Regions from separate parts of the Homo sapiens genome. Here all the other regions are linked to region 3. A link is a contact called in ENCODE Hi-C or POLR2A ChIA-PET data. All regions are on one chromosome and are shown on one strand. Each heading gives the region's core, a stretch centred on a gene start or an enhancer-like site at or near the end of the contact. The rest is flanking DNA. Distances are from core to core; before and after follow the strand shown.

Region 1 (3,240 bases), core at 439-2,938, 630 kb before region 3:
CTGCAGAGAACAGAGCCCTTGAGACCAGAAGGATCTTTGATGAGGGAAAGTTATAGACTCCTGCTTATCCCAACACAACTACTAACCCATAAGAATCCCTGCCCACGGTTAGGTAGAAGTAGGTAACAATGAGAACTAATGCCCTGGAGGCTTTTTCTCTCTCTCTCTCTTTTTTTTTTTCTTTTTCTTTTTGAGACAGAGTCTCATTCTGTTGCCCAGGTTCAAATGCAGTGGCACAATCTTGGTTGACTGCAACCTCCCCCCGGGTTCAAGTGATCTCCTGCCTCAGCCTCTCAAGTAGCTGGGATTACAATCATGCGCCACCATGCCCAGCTAAATTTTGTGTTTTTAGTAGAGATGGGGTTTTGCCATGTTGGCCAGGCCGGTCTCAAACTCCTGGCCTCAAGTAATCCGTCTGTGCCTTTTACCCCCAACACAATCTTGGTGACAAGGACTTTGTGTTTTGTTCTCTATTAAATCCCCAGGGTGCTTAGGATGTGACATGTTCTCAATAAGTAGTTAACCTAATGAATGGGCTTCGCGAATGAATTTGTTCCATTGCCTTAGGCAAGTTTCTTTTTATTCTTTCATGCCAGAGGAAAATGGCACTACCATTTCTTGAATAAATGTGAGGCTACAGCCACACAGTTAGATAGTCCCTAAGGCAAGGAGTGTTATACCCATTTTATAGATAGGCAGGCAGAGAAAGATGAATTGCTTGCTTTTCTTTTGGGAACCTGGATTCTTTTAATAGTTGTTGAAGCCTCCAGGGGGCCAGGCGGATCACTTGAGGCCCAGCCTGGCCAACATAGCGAAACCCTGCCTCTACTAAAACCACAAAAATCAGCCGGGTATGGTGGCACACGCTTATAATCCCAGCTATTTGGGACGCTGAGGTGGGATATAGCTTGAACCCGGGAAGGAGACTGCAGTCAGGGAAGCCTAGGGAAGCCTCAGACCAAGGATGATTGAATAACAAAGAAAAGGTGTAAGTAAAGATCTCCAACTCTTAGGGAGTACTAATTAGGAAAGTTAAGGGTAGAAAAAGATAAATTAAGGAAAATACCGTTGAGATGCTAATGGGTTAATTTCAGAGAAAAAAGACTGAGTAGAGGGGGTATGGGGAATGTGTGCTGGGGAGGGAGTGTGACGAAGGTCGTAAAGAGACCCTTGCTCAACGTCAGTTGAGCGTTCTGACTGTGGGGAGGTCGAAAACTCGGAAGGGCCTGAGGGAAGGAATGGGCAGTACCACGTTCTGACACCTAGGTCAGTATGGCGGGGGAAGAGTAAAGAAGACAAGGACCGAGACCCTGCCATGTCAGTACCTTTCTCTTACGGAGGGGCACCGCCCTGTTGGGGTCCACAGCCAACCCCATCTCGGCCAGGTTCTGCCGTACCGATTTAGCGTGGTCCCAGGCATGTCGGATGTGGGAGCTACCGGCAAAGAGAGACATCGCGGATCCGTCATCTCGCGGACCGTCCCGGCCGAGGCCCACGGCCACCCGGAACCCCAGCCCCCTCACCATTCGATCCGCGGCGCTGCCTTCCGTCGAGCATTCCGGTTCAGACGCTTTCGGTTGACACTGTAACCAAACTTCTGCCTCCGGGTTTTGCCCTTGGCCTTGGGCATCGCGCTGACCACCGCACCAGCAGCTCAAACACGCTGCCTCTGTCTCTCAGACCTCGTGTAACAAACTCCTTCCGGAAGGCGTGCACAAGGCTTTGCGGGCATTTGGGGAAATGTAGTCCTTTTGTAGCACTACCGTGCTGAGCACTACGACTCCCAGGATGCAACGAGCATTTGCGCCTGCGTACAAGGCTCAATTTATTCGTTTCCCCGCCCCTTTCATGACCTTCACCGGGAGGCTGAGGTCGGAGTCCCGATTTTCTCCTGCTGCTGTGGCCCGGACATGGCGACTCCCGGCCCTGTGATTCCGGAGGTCCCCTTTGAACCATCGAAGCCTCCAGTCATTGAGGGGCTGAGCCCCACTGTTTACAGGAATCCAGAGAGTTTCAAGGAAAAGTTCGTTCGCAAGACCCGCGAGAACCCGGTGGTACCCATAGGTAAGTGGGTGCGGTAGGAACTGCACAAGGAGAGGACAGTGATGTCGGAGGGAAGGAAGTAGAGAAGGACCAGAGCGCTAGCGGGGAGCGGAAGGAGAGCGGACTAGAGAAGAGACGAGGGGGCGGGGCGGTGAGGGGCGAAACTGATTGGAGCGGGAGCAGCGGGTTTAGGGGGCGGGATTTGGGGCCTAAGATTGGGAGGACTCTGTAACTAGGAAGACCTCGACTCGACCTACCCTCGCCGCCCTCCCTCCGCTGTGATCCAGAGATCTTGGCTTTGGGGAAGCGAGACCCAAAGCGGGGAATGACCTGCGGGGCCCGACCTGCTGTTTCCCAGTTGCTTTGTCCCCTCCTCAGGTTGCCTGGCCACGGCGGCCGCCCTCACCTACGGCCTCTACTCCTTCCACCGGGGCAACAGCCAGCGCTCTCAGCTCATGATGCGCACCCGGATCGCCGCCCAGGGTTTCACGGTCGCAGCCATCTTGCTGGGTCTGGCTGTCACTGCTATGAAGTCTCGACCCTAAGCCCAGGGTCTGGCCTTGAAAGCTCCGCAGAAATGATTCCAAAACCCAGGGAGCAACCACTGGCCCTACCGTGGGACTTACTCCCTCCTCTCCTTTGAGAGGCCCATGTGTCGCTGGGGAGGAAGTGACCCTTTGTGTAACTGTAACCGAAAGTTTTTTCAAAAATCCTAGATGCTGTTGTTTGAATGTTACATACTTCTATTTGTGCCACATCTCCCCTCCACTCCCCTGCTTAATAAACTCTAAAAATCCACTTGTATTTAATTCAGTATCATCCCCATGGTTTTTGGTCTTTGATTTTGGAGGAAACGGACTTTGGAGTGGTGCTTAGAAATCGTGTAGTCTAGTGATTCCCGAACTTTCCTAGTAACAGCCACCCAGGGCACTTTGAAAGCAGAGATTTGGCCAGGCGCAGTGGCTCACACCTGTAATCCCAGCACTCTGGGAGGCCGAAGCGAGCGGATCACCTGAGGTCAAGAGTTCAAGACCAGCCTGACCAACATGGAGAAACCCCATCTCTACTAAAAATACAAAATTAGCTGGGCGTGGTGTTGCGTGCCTGTAATCCCAGCTACTCGCGAGGCTGAGGCAGGAGAATCACTTGAACCCGGGAGGCGGAGGTTGTGGTGAGCTGAGATCGCGCCATTGCACT
Region 2 (3,362 bases), core at 1-2,500, 530 kb after region 3:
CATCCGACCCTCCAAGACTCCTGCAGGAGCCTGCCTTCCTGGGCAGGCTCAGCCAAAAGACCAACTCAAAACTCTTTTGTCAGAGCAAGCTTAGGGAGAGCCACCCAGCCCCGAGTGCCACAACCCTCCCAGAGCAACCGTGGCCCATGTCACCCCCGCCTCTCAGTGAACTTTGGCAGGGTACCTCCCGTTATCTCCTTTGCTCAAAAGAAAGTGACCTTCTTCCAGGTGGCAAGCTGGAAGCTTTGGGGAATCCTCCTACTGTTCGCTCTCAGCAGGATTCTCCAAACCTGGGATCTCAAGGTCGGGGTGGGCTGCCTTGCGGAGCAGGGGAGGGAAGAAGGGCAGGTTCTGCTGGGTTTCCACCTCAGTGCAGAAACCCCACCAAAAACTCCTCCGGGCAGCCTGGCTGTCTGCTCCAACTGCTCTGCTGGGTATGGCGAGGAGGCGCCAGGAGACACAGCTGCTGAGGGGGCCGCGGCTGCAGGCGCTGCAGGGGACGGAGTGGAGCCGTTCCCGGGGGCAGAGGGAAGAGGCTGCAGTCGTCCAGTCCCAGAGCCCCGAGATGGCCTGTGGCTGAGGGAGCAGGTGGGCCCGGGGGAGGTGGCGGGCCGAGAGCGGAGCTGCGGCCTCGGGATCACAGCCCAGTCCCAGTCCCAGTCCCAGTGTGGGTGTACGGCCGGAACGCCCGGAGGCGGCGGGGAGAGGGGAGCAGCTTCAGCCTAGTCGCAGGAGCGCGGACCGAGCCTCGGCTTTGGGGAGAGGGGTCCAGCCTCCATTCCCGCCCCGGGGGAGAAAGCTTCGGCGCCGGACCCGGGGGAAGGCTGCTACCCCAGCCGCGGCAGGATGGCCCATCCCCAACCCCGCCCCACTCCCGCTCCCGCTCGGGGAAGGTGAAAGCGCCCGAGCCGCCGAAGTCTCCCCGCTCGCTCCTACCTGCGGGCCGGGCACCAGGTTGGGTTCGTCATCCTCCCTGGGGCCGTCGTGGTCGGGCTCCGCCGGCGCCTCCGGAGGGCCTGCACCCGCTCCCGCCTCCAGGCTTGGCGGCGGCGGGGGCTCGGGCGCCTGGGGCTTCTGCGGCCCCGCGGCCCGAGCCCGCTCGCGCCTGCCCGCACCGCCGCTCGGCCTGCTCCGCCTCCGCGTCATGCCGCCGCTCGCGCCGCTCCCTCGCTCCACACGCCGCCGCCGCCGCCGCCGCCGCCGCCGCCGCCGCCGCCGCTACCGCTCCCCTCACAGGACAACAGCCAATATGGCGGCGCCCGGTTCCCCCCCTCCGCCTGCTGCCAACAGGTCAGAGGGCACGCGGAGTCCGCGCCGCCGCACTAGCCCCCGAGGCCGCCTGCGCCATTTTGAATAAGGTCACCACCCGGAGTTCGCTGGGAGAAAAACTTGGTGGGGAGACGCCCTTCCCCCCCTACGCGGGACGGGAAGGATGCAACCTGCTGGAGGAACGCGTGTAATGCGGTGGTAATCGCGCTGCACCACCCTAGCACTTAATAATTGCCTGTTAAATGGATGAGTGAATTAATTTCTATAGTGTTACAATACTTTCACACCCATCGTCTGACTCCTTCCGACAGCACAGCGAGGCAGGTACGGATCATTCCCATTTTGCAGGTGAGAAATATTGAGGCAACATAAAGGCCTGGAAAAGGTTGCTGTACATCATTTTGTTGGAACTCCTGGGCTCGTGGACGGCCTGAGTTGAAAGGGACGAAGGTCTTTATTTGCAACATATGGTCTACTGGGAGTCCAGCGTTCTGTGCTTGGGACAGTGGGACTCAAACCCGACTCCTTGTTCCCGAGTCTGATGGGGAAGGTAGACACGTAGGTACATAGTTACAACCGGTGTGATAACGATGAGACGACTAGGTGTTTCCAAAAAAATAGTATGTGCAGGAGAGGATTTTGGAGTGGTACACAAAGGAGAATTTTTAAAACTTAATAATTATGTATTTAATTGTTAAAAATGGAATTTCCCCCCTCTTTTTGTGAATATACTGTATAATACATGTACATGGCACAGATTAAAAAAAAAAAGTTTTGAGTGAAGTCTGTCTCATGCCTGGGCTATGTACTCTGAAATTGTGGTTATATGCAGAGTTGCTATTGGTATCAACAGGGGCGGAATCCTGACACTGGCTTCCTAACCCATGGGGCAAGGGCTATTTTGAAAGGAAGAGCTACATGGAAGGCCCTGGAGCTCTCCTTAACTACCAAGAAAATAAATCAAAAATAGTACCTTATCTCACCCAGGGATTAATGCCACTATCAAAGATTTGAAAGACGCAGGGTGAGTCCCATCACATCACCATTACCTCTTCAGTTTGCCCAGAACAGAAGAGAGACGGCCTTGAAGAACAACAGAGCATTATGATAAACTTACTTATTCTGGTAAGAACCCCAACTGCAGGCATTCTTCCAGATGCGGTCCTTCTTGGGACAGATCAGCACAGTTGTTGGTCTCTAATAGGCAACAAGAGGTCTGGTCAATGGTTATTCTTCTGTACCAAACACCAGGAATCCCTTGCATTGATCTGGCAGGGGCAGCGGTAAACCCTCACTGTCTTGCTTCAGGGTATGTCACACTCTGGACCCAGCCACTTAGTTTACAGGGATTTTTTTTTTTTTTTTTTTTAATGACAGAGTCTCACTCTATCTCCCAGGCTGGAGTGCAGTGGCGCAATTTCAGCTCACTGCAACCTCCGCCTCCTGGGTTCAAGGGATTCTCGTGCCTCAGCCTCCAGATTAGCTGGGATTAGAGGCACATGCTACCACGCCCCCTAATTTTTTTGTATTTTTAGTAGAGACGGGGTTTCCCCGTATTGCCCAGGCTGGTCTCGAATTCTTGACCTCAGGTGATGCACCTGCCTCGGCCTCCCAAAGTGCTAGGATTACAGGCGGAGCCACTGCACCCTGCCAGTTTACAGGGATTTTTTTTACTAAATCTCCATTCTAATGGATATCAGGCTAATCTGCTGAGGCACTGATGACATCATCTTGATGGACCTTAAGAAAAGGGAATAGCAGATATCCTGGATGATTTGGTAAGGCATGATGTGTGTGCCAGAGGATGGATAATAAATCTCACAAATATATAGGGGCCTCGCAGTAAGCCATCTAGGAGTCTGGGATATGTTGAGATATTTCGTACAAAGTGAAGGGAAAGCTGCTGTAGATCACACTCCCTACTAGGGAAGAGGTGCAATACTTGGGCTGGGGCTTCTTTAGACTTGGTAGGTAACATAGATGTATTTCGATACATTATTATTATTATTATTATTATTATTATTATTATTATTATTATTATTATTTTGAGATGGAATCTCTGCCACCCAGGCTGGAGTGCAGTAGCGGGATCT
Region 3 (3,158 bases), core at 13-2,512:
TAACATTTTAGATGGGATAGCCAGACAAGGTATTTTAGATAGAGTAGCCAGAGAAGGAAGTGGGAGACTGAGCCATGAAGATATATGAGAGAAATTCACCCCAGGAGGCCTGGATAACTGGGACAGGAATTAAGGAGTTGGGGACTGAGTAACACATCAGGATCAGGGAGGTTAAGGGAAGTCAGATTGTACAGGGCCTTGTTGGTCGAAGTAAGGACTTTGGCTTTTTTTTTTTTTAGTCGGAGTTTCGCTCTTGTTGCCCAGGCTGGGGTGCAATGGCGCCAGCTCGGCTCACAGCAACCTCTGCCTCCCGGGTTCAAGCCATTCTCCTGGCTCAGCCTCCGAGTAGATGGGATTACAGGCATGTGCCACCACACCCGTCTAATTTTGTATTTTTAGTAGAGACGGGGTTTCTCCATGTTGGTCAGGCTGGTCTCGAACTCCGGACCTCAGGTGATCCGCCCCCCCTTAGCCTCCCAAAGTGCTGGGATTACAGGCGTGAGCCACCGCGCCTGGCCGGACTTTGGCTTTTACTAAGAGTGAGATGGGAAGCTGTTGGAGGATTTGAGAACCTAAGCGTCATGATCTGACTTGTCATAAGAGGATTCCTGGAACTGCTGTGCTGGGAATGCCAGTGAGGTTGCTACTACAATAACCTAGGCAAGAGATGGTGGCTCCCAAAGACACGGGAAGGAGCAGCTCTGGGGTTGGAAGATAAAATTTGGGGTCTGACAGCTACATTGGAGAAGCCTATTAGCCATTCGAGTGAACTGTGGAAGAGGCAACTGGATGTATACAGGTCCGGAGTCTCGGGGAAGATCAGAGCTGGGAGCTGGCACTTGGAACTCAACAAATAGTATGTATTATTAGCAGTAATATGGAACCTTAGCTGTACTACTACTTACTAGTAGCGAGCTCTTGAGTTAACCATTTTTAGGTTCTGGGCCTCAGTTTCCCTGTGAATGAAATGGCGAAAACACTCCCACATAACGGGACCTTGAGAACGAAATGAAAAGTATCAAGGGCTGACCGTGAGCAAGGTGAGAGCCATGAGCCAAAACCACACGAGCCTCTCCGGGAGGGGGGGGTCACTGCTGCGGAATCAGCGACAGGTTTCCGAATCCACGGCACACGCTCTGAGGTACCAGAGGTAGCAAAGCAAAATAAGCGCGGGGTCCCGCACGGCAGCGCGGGTGCAGCGCCCAAACCTCGCGAGATTTGTTGGCTGGGCCAAGTACCACCCACCAAATCTCGCGATACCTAGGCGCCTGAGAGGCTCTCTACCGGTGAGGGTTTGCGGGGAAGATGGAGTATCCCGCGCCGGCCACGGTGCAGGCCGCGGACGGCGGAGCGGCCGGGCCTTACAGCAGCTCGGAGTTGCTGGAGGGCCAGGAGCCGGACGGGGTGCGCTTTGACCGCGAGAGGGCGCGCCGCCTGTGGGAAGCCGTGTCCGGTGCCCAGCCGGTGGGTAGAGAGGAAGGTGAGTCGGGGGCTTTGGAGGCAGAAAGCCCCTCGCCCGCTGCGCGGCTCGCGGGGAACTGCGGAAGCGCCGACGGTCACACCCCCTGGCCCGCCTCCTTGCGTGCTGCGCCCCGGGACCCCCAGACTTGTGCTCCCCATCCGGGCGCGGGCACCCCAAGAATCGGGCCCCCAGCGCGCTGAGGGTGAAGGGCCGCTCACGCTCAGGCCCTGGGTTTTCCTCCTCCTCCTTCATCATTCACTACAGCGCAGTTTTTCCCACATTCGAGGACTGTCATCCCTATACTCGTCCTGTCGGAGACCTACAGTCTTTGCCATCCCGGTAAGCCAAGCCGAGTGCCCCTCACCACTCCTTGACTCCCCATCGTCCCAATCTCCAGATTTCCTCCTAGGGCCTCTCGCCTCCCTTCTCTCAAGCCCCACACTTCCGAGGGCTCTGGAAGGCCTTCTCCTTACCCCCTGGGTTCCTCCTGGTCTTGATGACTGAGCCCTGGCTTACCCGTTTTTAGCTCTCTGGCCTCTACTTGCTGGGTCCCTTATTCTAAGGTGGGGACAAGGAGCCTGAGAAACTGGTCTGGGTTTGCTTTGGCTCCAGCTTCTTTGTGTCCTACACTTGACCCAAAGTTGCTGAGAACAGTGTATGCAAAGCCACGTTAGGGGTCACTCCTGGGCCGAAGCGCCCCAGCTTGCTCTGCACTTGACCTGAGACTGGGTAAGATGGGATGAAAGAAAGAGAAGGATGGAAAAGAGCTGTCCTGACCTGCTTGTGTGACTCCCTTCACTGTCCTTTACAGAGCCAGCTGCTTGATGCTAACCCAGATGTACAAGAACTCTATCTGGGCTTCTCTGCTAACCTTGTCAGGTATCTGGAGGGAAATCAGATTTCTCCAGTGATTTGTTTGCTTGCTGAGCAGACTTGTCTTCGAAAGTTTAATATGCTATTTGTGAACTGACTGCCCTGGATAAAATTGGATAAAATTGAAATTTTGACCATATCTAAGGAAGGTACACAGACCTATACCCTGGTATATACTTCTCCAATTTAAAAACAAGTCTAGCCTGTCTCCTAAGTTTATATATATATATAATGTATATTATATATAAAAAAGAAGGAGACAGGGCCCCAGAAATGGTGTGTGTGTATGCGTATATATAATATACACACACATAAATGTATATATATAATATATACACACATAAATCTGTATATATATTTTTATATACACTTGTAAGTATTTTATGTATACACACACACACACACACACACTATTTCTGGGGCCCTCTCTCCTTTTTTTTTTTTTTTTTTTTGAGAGAGTCTCACTCTGTCACCCAGGTTGGAGTGCAGTGGCACAATCACACTGCAACCTCCGCCTCCTGGGTTCAAGCAATTCTATACTGCCTCAGCCTCCGGAGTAGCTGGGATTACAGGCTGCTGCCATGACGCTCAGCTGATTTTTGTATTTTTAGTAGAGATGGGGTTTCACCATGTTGGCCAGGCTGTTCTCGAACTCCTGACCTCAAGTGATCTGCCCGCCTTGACCTCCCAAAGTGCTGGGATTACAGGCATGAGCCACCGCACCCGGCTCTCCTACTTTCACACTTGTTTGGTAGTTTCCTCCCCTACCCCAATTTTCCTTTCATTAACTTGACAAACACTCACTGATGCCTGCTCTGGACCC
Region 4 (3,431 bases), core at 932-3,431, 570 kb after region 3:
ACTTGCTGAATCATATGGTAATTCTATTTTTATTTATTTATTTTGAGACAGTGTCTTGCTTTGTCACCCAGGCTGGAGTGCAGTGGCATGATCACAGCTCACTGTAGCCTTGACCTCCCAGGCTCAAGCAATCCTCTTGCCTCAGCCTCCTGAGTAGCTGGGACTACAGGCGCATGCCACCAGATCCAGTTAATTTTTGTATTTTTTGTAGAGATGGGGTTTCGTCATGTTGCCCCGACTGGTCTCGAACTCCTGGGCTCAAGCAATCCTCCTGCTTCTGCCTCCCAAAGCGCTGGAATTATAGGCGTAAGCCACCATGCCCAGCCTATTTTCACTTTTTTGAGGAATCATTATACGGTTTTCCACAGTGTCTGTACCATTTTACATTCCCACCAACAGTGCACAAGGGTTCAATTTCCCCACATCCTTGCCAATGCTTGTAGTTTCTTTCTTTTCCTTTTTTTTTTTCTAGTGGCCATCTTAATGGGTATATGACGTAGTATCTCATTGTTCTTTATCTCATTGTGATTTGTGTTTCTCTAATGATTAGTGATGTTGAGTATCTTTTCATGTGCTCACTGGCCACTTGTTGATCACTGGAGAAATGTCTATTCAAGCCCTTTGTTGTGGTTTTTGAATGAGATTGTTCTTATTTTGTTGCTGAGTTTTAGGAGTCTCTGCATATTCTGGATATTAATCCTTTGTCAGATATATGATTTGCAAATATTTTCTTCCATTCTGTGGGTTGCCTCTTTACTCTGCTACAGAGTCTTTTGATGCACAAAATGTTTTAATTTTCATAAAGTCCAATTTGTCTATTTTTTCTTTTGTTGCCTGTGCCTTTAGTGTCATATCCAGGAAGTCTGTTGCCAAATCCGATGTGGTAAACCCTTTGCCATATGTTTTCTATGAGTTTTATGCTTTGGGATTTTAAAAGTTGTGGGTCTTTTTGGGTGAATTTTTATCTATGGTGTTAGAGAAGGAACCACCTTCACTTTTTTGCATGTGGATATCCAGTTTTCCCAGCACCATTTGTTAGAAAGACTGTCCCTCCTCCCCGCATTGAATGGGCTTGGTCTCCTTGTTAAAAATTATTTGACCATATATGGGAGGGCATATCTTGGGGCTCTCTATTGTATTCCATTGGTCTATATGTCTGTCTATATGCCAGTACCACACTGTCTTGATGACTGAAGCTTGGAAGTAAGTTTTGAAATCAGGAAGTGTGAGTTCTTCAGCTTTATTCTTATTTTTCAGGATTGTTTTGGCTAATCGAAATCCCTTGAGAGTATATGAATTGTAGAATGAGTTTCTCTGTTTCTACAAAAAATGTCATTGGGATTTTGACAGGAATTGCATTAAATCTGTAGATTGCTTTGGATAGTATTGACATCTTAACTATATTAAGTAAGGATGATTTTTTTTAAATTACTGATTCAATCTCCTCACTAGTTATAGGTTTATTCAGATTATATTATCTATTCTGAGTCAGTTTTGCATTTCTATGAATTTGTCCATTTCATCTACGTTATCCAATTTGTTGGCTTATATTTGCTCATAGTACTCTCTTATGATCCTTTCTATTTCTGTAGAATTGCTAGTAACGAGCCATTGCAGTTGGGATCTGGCAGCAGAGGCTGTGTGTGTGTTTGTGTGTGTGTGTGATCGGAGAAATGCTTGAGAGGGTAACACCCGATTTAGGAGTGGACAGGGTATGAGGACAAAGAAGTGGTAATGGGAGACCTTGCCTTTTATTTCTTTTAATCTTTTTTGATAATACATTTGTGCATTATTTGGTCGTTCTCTTTAAATTCATTTTTAAAGGTAGAAGCAAATCAAGACTGGTAGATGCTGTGCCAAGGAAAGTCAGGGATCCTAGGTTCGAATCCTGTCTCTGTTCGCAATTCGCTCCGCAACCTCAAACAAACGACCTCAGTTTCATCTATGAAAAGCTGGTAACCATCGTCAGTTGCCAGGCCATGAAGAGAGTCAACGGAAATAAGTTTTTATTCTAGGGCACCCGCTCTCTCTCAGGTAAAAGCCGCGCCCCAATCAGGTACTGCCGCGCCAGGGCCGCGGGACATCTCGGGATTTGTGGTCCACCCGGCGGAACTCGCGGTCCCGGCAGGCACCGCGGCGGCGGCAGGGCGACGTGGCGCGGCCGGCTGCGGCTGCGCAGGCAGGTGGAGCAAGATGGCTGTGGAGCTGGGCGTGCTGCTCGTCCGGCCCCGGCCCGGAACCGGGCTGGGTAGAGTGATGCGGACCCTCCTGCTGGTGCTGTGGCTGGCGACGCGCGGAAGCGCGCTCTACTTTCACATCGGAGAGACGGAGAAGAAGTGCTTTATTGAGGAGATCCCGGACGAGACCATGGTCATAGGTGCGGGGGCGGGGAGGAAGGGGCGAGTTTGGAACGTGACCGTGGTCTTGGGGCGGGGGATGCGAGACAGTCAGCTCTCTAGAGCCGGGAGGAGACGGCCTCGCCGTGCCCAGGCGGTCGCGGAACCCATGCCACCTCGCGCTCCTCTGACCTGGGCTCGCCCTGCTTCCCTCAAGGAAACTACCGGACGCAGCTGTATGACAAGCAGCGGGAGGAGTACCAGCCGGCCACCCCGGGGCTTGGCATGTTTGTGGAGGTGAAGGACCCAGAGGACAAGGTGAGCCAACCGCCCCCCTCCTCTCCGCCAGCCTCTCAGCTAGGCGGGCTCCGGTACTTCCTCTTCTAGTTCCTGCATCTGCTAAAGTGGGAGAGACAGTTGATGTTGTGGGAATATCCTGCTGACTTGCAGACCCCGCCCGGTCTGTGAAATGGGCGGATTAATTGTGGTGATAAAAATCAAAGAGTTTTGTCAACTCTTAAAGTCATCTAGACTTTAAGATTTCACAGAACATGATACTTTCCCCACAAAATGAGCAGCTTTTAATCTTCCCAAGTAAGGATATTAAAACGAACGGCAAAACCCTTCAGCTCTCACCTTCTGTCACTTTTCGTTAAAAAACTCATGGCGGGGTGTGGTGGCTCTTGCCTGTAATCCCAGCACTTTGGGATGCCGAGGCGGGTGGATCACTTGAGGCCGGGAGTTCAGGACCGGCCTGGGCAACCTCCGTCTGGCAAACCCCGTCTCTAGTAAAAATACAAAAAAAAAAAAAAAAAAAAATGAGCCGGGTGTGGTGGCGCACACCTCTAATACCAGATACTTGGGAGGCTAAGGCACGATAATTGCTTGAACCTGGGAAGCTGAGGCTGCAGTGAGCTGAGATAGCATCACTGCACTCCAGCCAGGACGACAGAGTGAGACTCTGTCTCAAAAACAAAAACAAAAAAGAACCCCCCAAAAAACAACTCACACCAAAAAAGTTGAAAGGGCATAAGCTATAAAGGAAAGCCCTTCCCAAGAGCAGTCAGTCACTTGCCACCCTAATGTCAGACTCTC

The links. A loop is a pair of places that touch in the nucleus more often than their neighbours do. ChIA-PET counts read pairs that join two places held with the same protein, here RNA polymerase II (POLR2A). Pooled maps may share reads with other maps.
Region 1: a loop to region 3 is called in a map of gastrocnemius medialis, with 2.7 times the contacts of the local background. The contact joins the promoter of NOP16 here to the promoter of ZNF346 in region 3. A Hi-C loop is called at or near these places in 1 of 168 maps with a recorded cell type or tissue (gastrocnemius medialis), 2 of 37 single-sample maps with no recorded cell type and 9 of 50 pooled maps. POLR2A ChIA-PET finds 5 or more read pairs at or near these places in 2 of 52 experiments (WTC11 and activated CD4-positive, alpha-beta T cell).
Region 2: a map of naive thymus-derived CD4-positive, alpha-beta T cell shows a loop between it and region 3 (3-fold over the local background). The contact joins the promoter of FAM193B here to the promoter of ZNF346 in region 3. A Hi-C loop is called at or near these places in 1 of 168 maps with a recorded cell type or tissue (naive thymus-derived CD4-positive, alpha-beta T cell) and 5 of 50 pooled maps. POLR2A ChIA-PET finds 5 or more read pairs at or near these places in 1 of 52 experiments (endothelial cell of umbilical vein).
Region 4: a loop to region 3 is called in a pooled map, with 4 times the contacts of the local background. The contact joins the promoter of TMED9 here to the promoter of ZNF346 in region 3. A Hi-C loop is called at or near these places in 1 of 37 single-sample maps with no recorded cell type and 6 of 50 pooled maps.

The regions. Positions count from the first base shown.
Region 1 is chr5:176,386,910-176,390,149 of GRCh38, forward strand. It overlaps NOP16 (NOP16 nucleolar protein), which reads right to left and starts at 1,689. Exons shown (of 5, transcript NM_016391.8): 1 at 1,524-1,689; 2 at 1,326-1,434. The coding sequence starts at 1,630. HIGD2A (HIG1 hypoxia inducible domain family member 2A) reads left to right here and starts at 1,842. Exons shown (of 2, transcript NM_138820.4): 1 at 1,842-2,064; 2 at 2,422-2,852. The coding sequence starts at 1,911. The coding sequence ends at 2,588. It also overlaps a transcript of ARL10 not described here. RefSeq lists enhancers at 993-1,676, 1,328-2,527, 1,800-2,119, 2,320-2,539, 2,361-3,044.
Region 2 is chr5:177,553,313-177,556,674 of GRCh38, forward strand. FAM193B (family with sequence similarity 193 member B) reads right to left here and starts at 1,251. Exons shown (of 9, transcript NM_001190946.3): 1 at 937-1,251. The coding sequence starts at 1,146. It overlaps FAM193B-DT (FAM193B divergent transcript), which reads left to right and starts at 1,316. Exons shown (of 3, transcript XR_941274.3): 1 at 1,316-1,617. RefSeq lists silencers at 420-529, 860-1,069 and enhancers at 950-1,453, 1,180-1,339, 1,360-1,509.
Region 3 is chr5:177,021,434-177,024,591 of GRCh38, forward strand. It overlaps ZNF346 (zinc finger protein 346), which reads left to right and starts at 1,263. Exons shown (of 7, transcript NM_012279.4): 1 at 1,263-1,480. The coding sequence starts at 1,306. It also overlaps a transcript of UIMC1 not described here. RefSeq lists enhancers at 967-1,504, 1,028-1,077, 1,505-2,041 and a silencer at 1,478-1,627.
Region 4 is chr5:177,590,022-177,593,452 of GRCh38, forward strand. TMED9 (transmembrane p24 trafficking protein 9) reads left to right here and starts at 2,182. Exons shown (of 5, transcript NM_017510.6): 1 at 2,182-2,377; 2 at 2,554-2,654. The coding sequence starts at 2,194. RefSeq lists an enhancer at 3,387-3,431.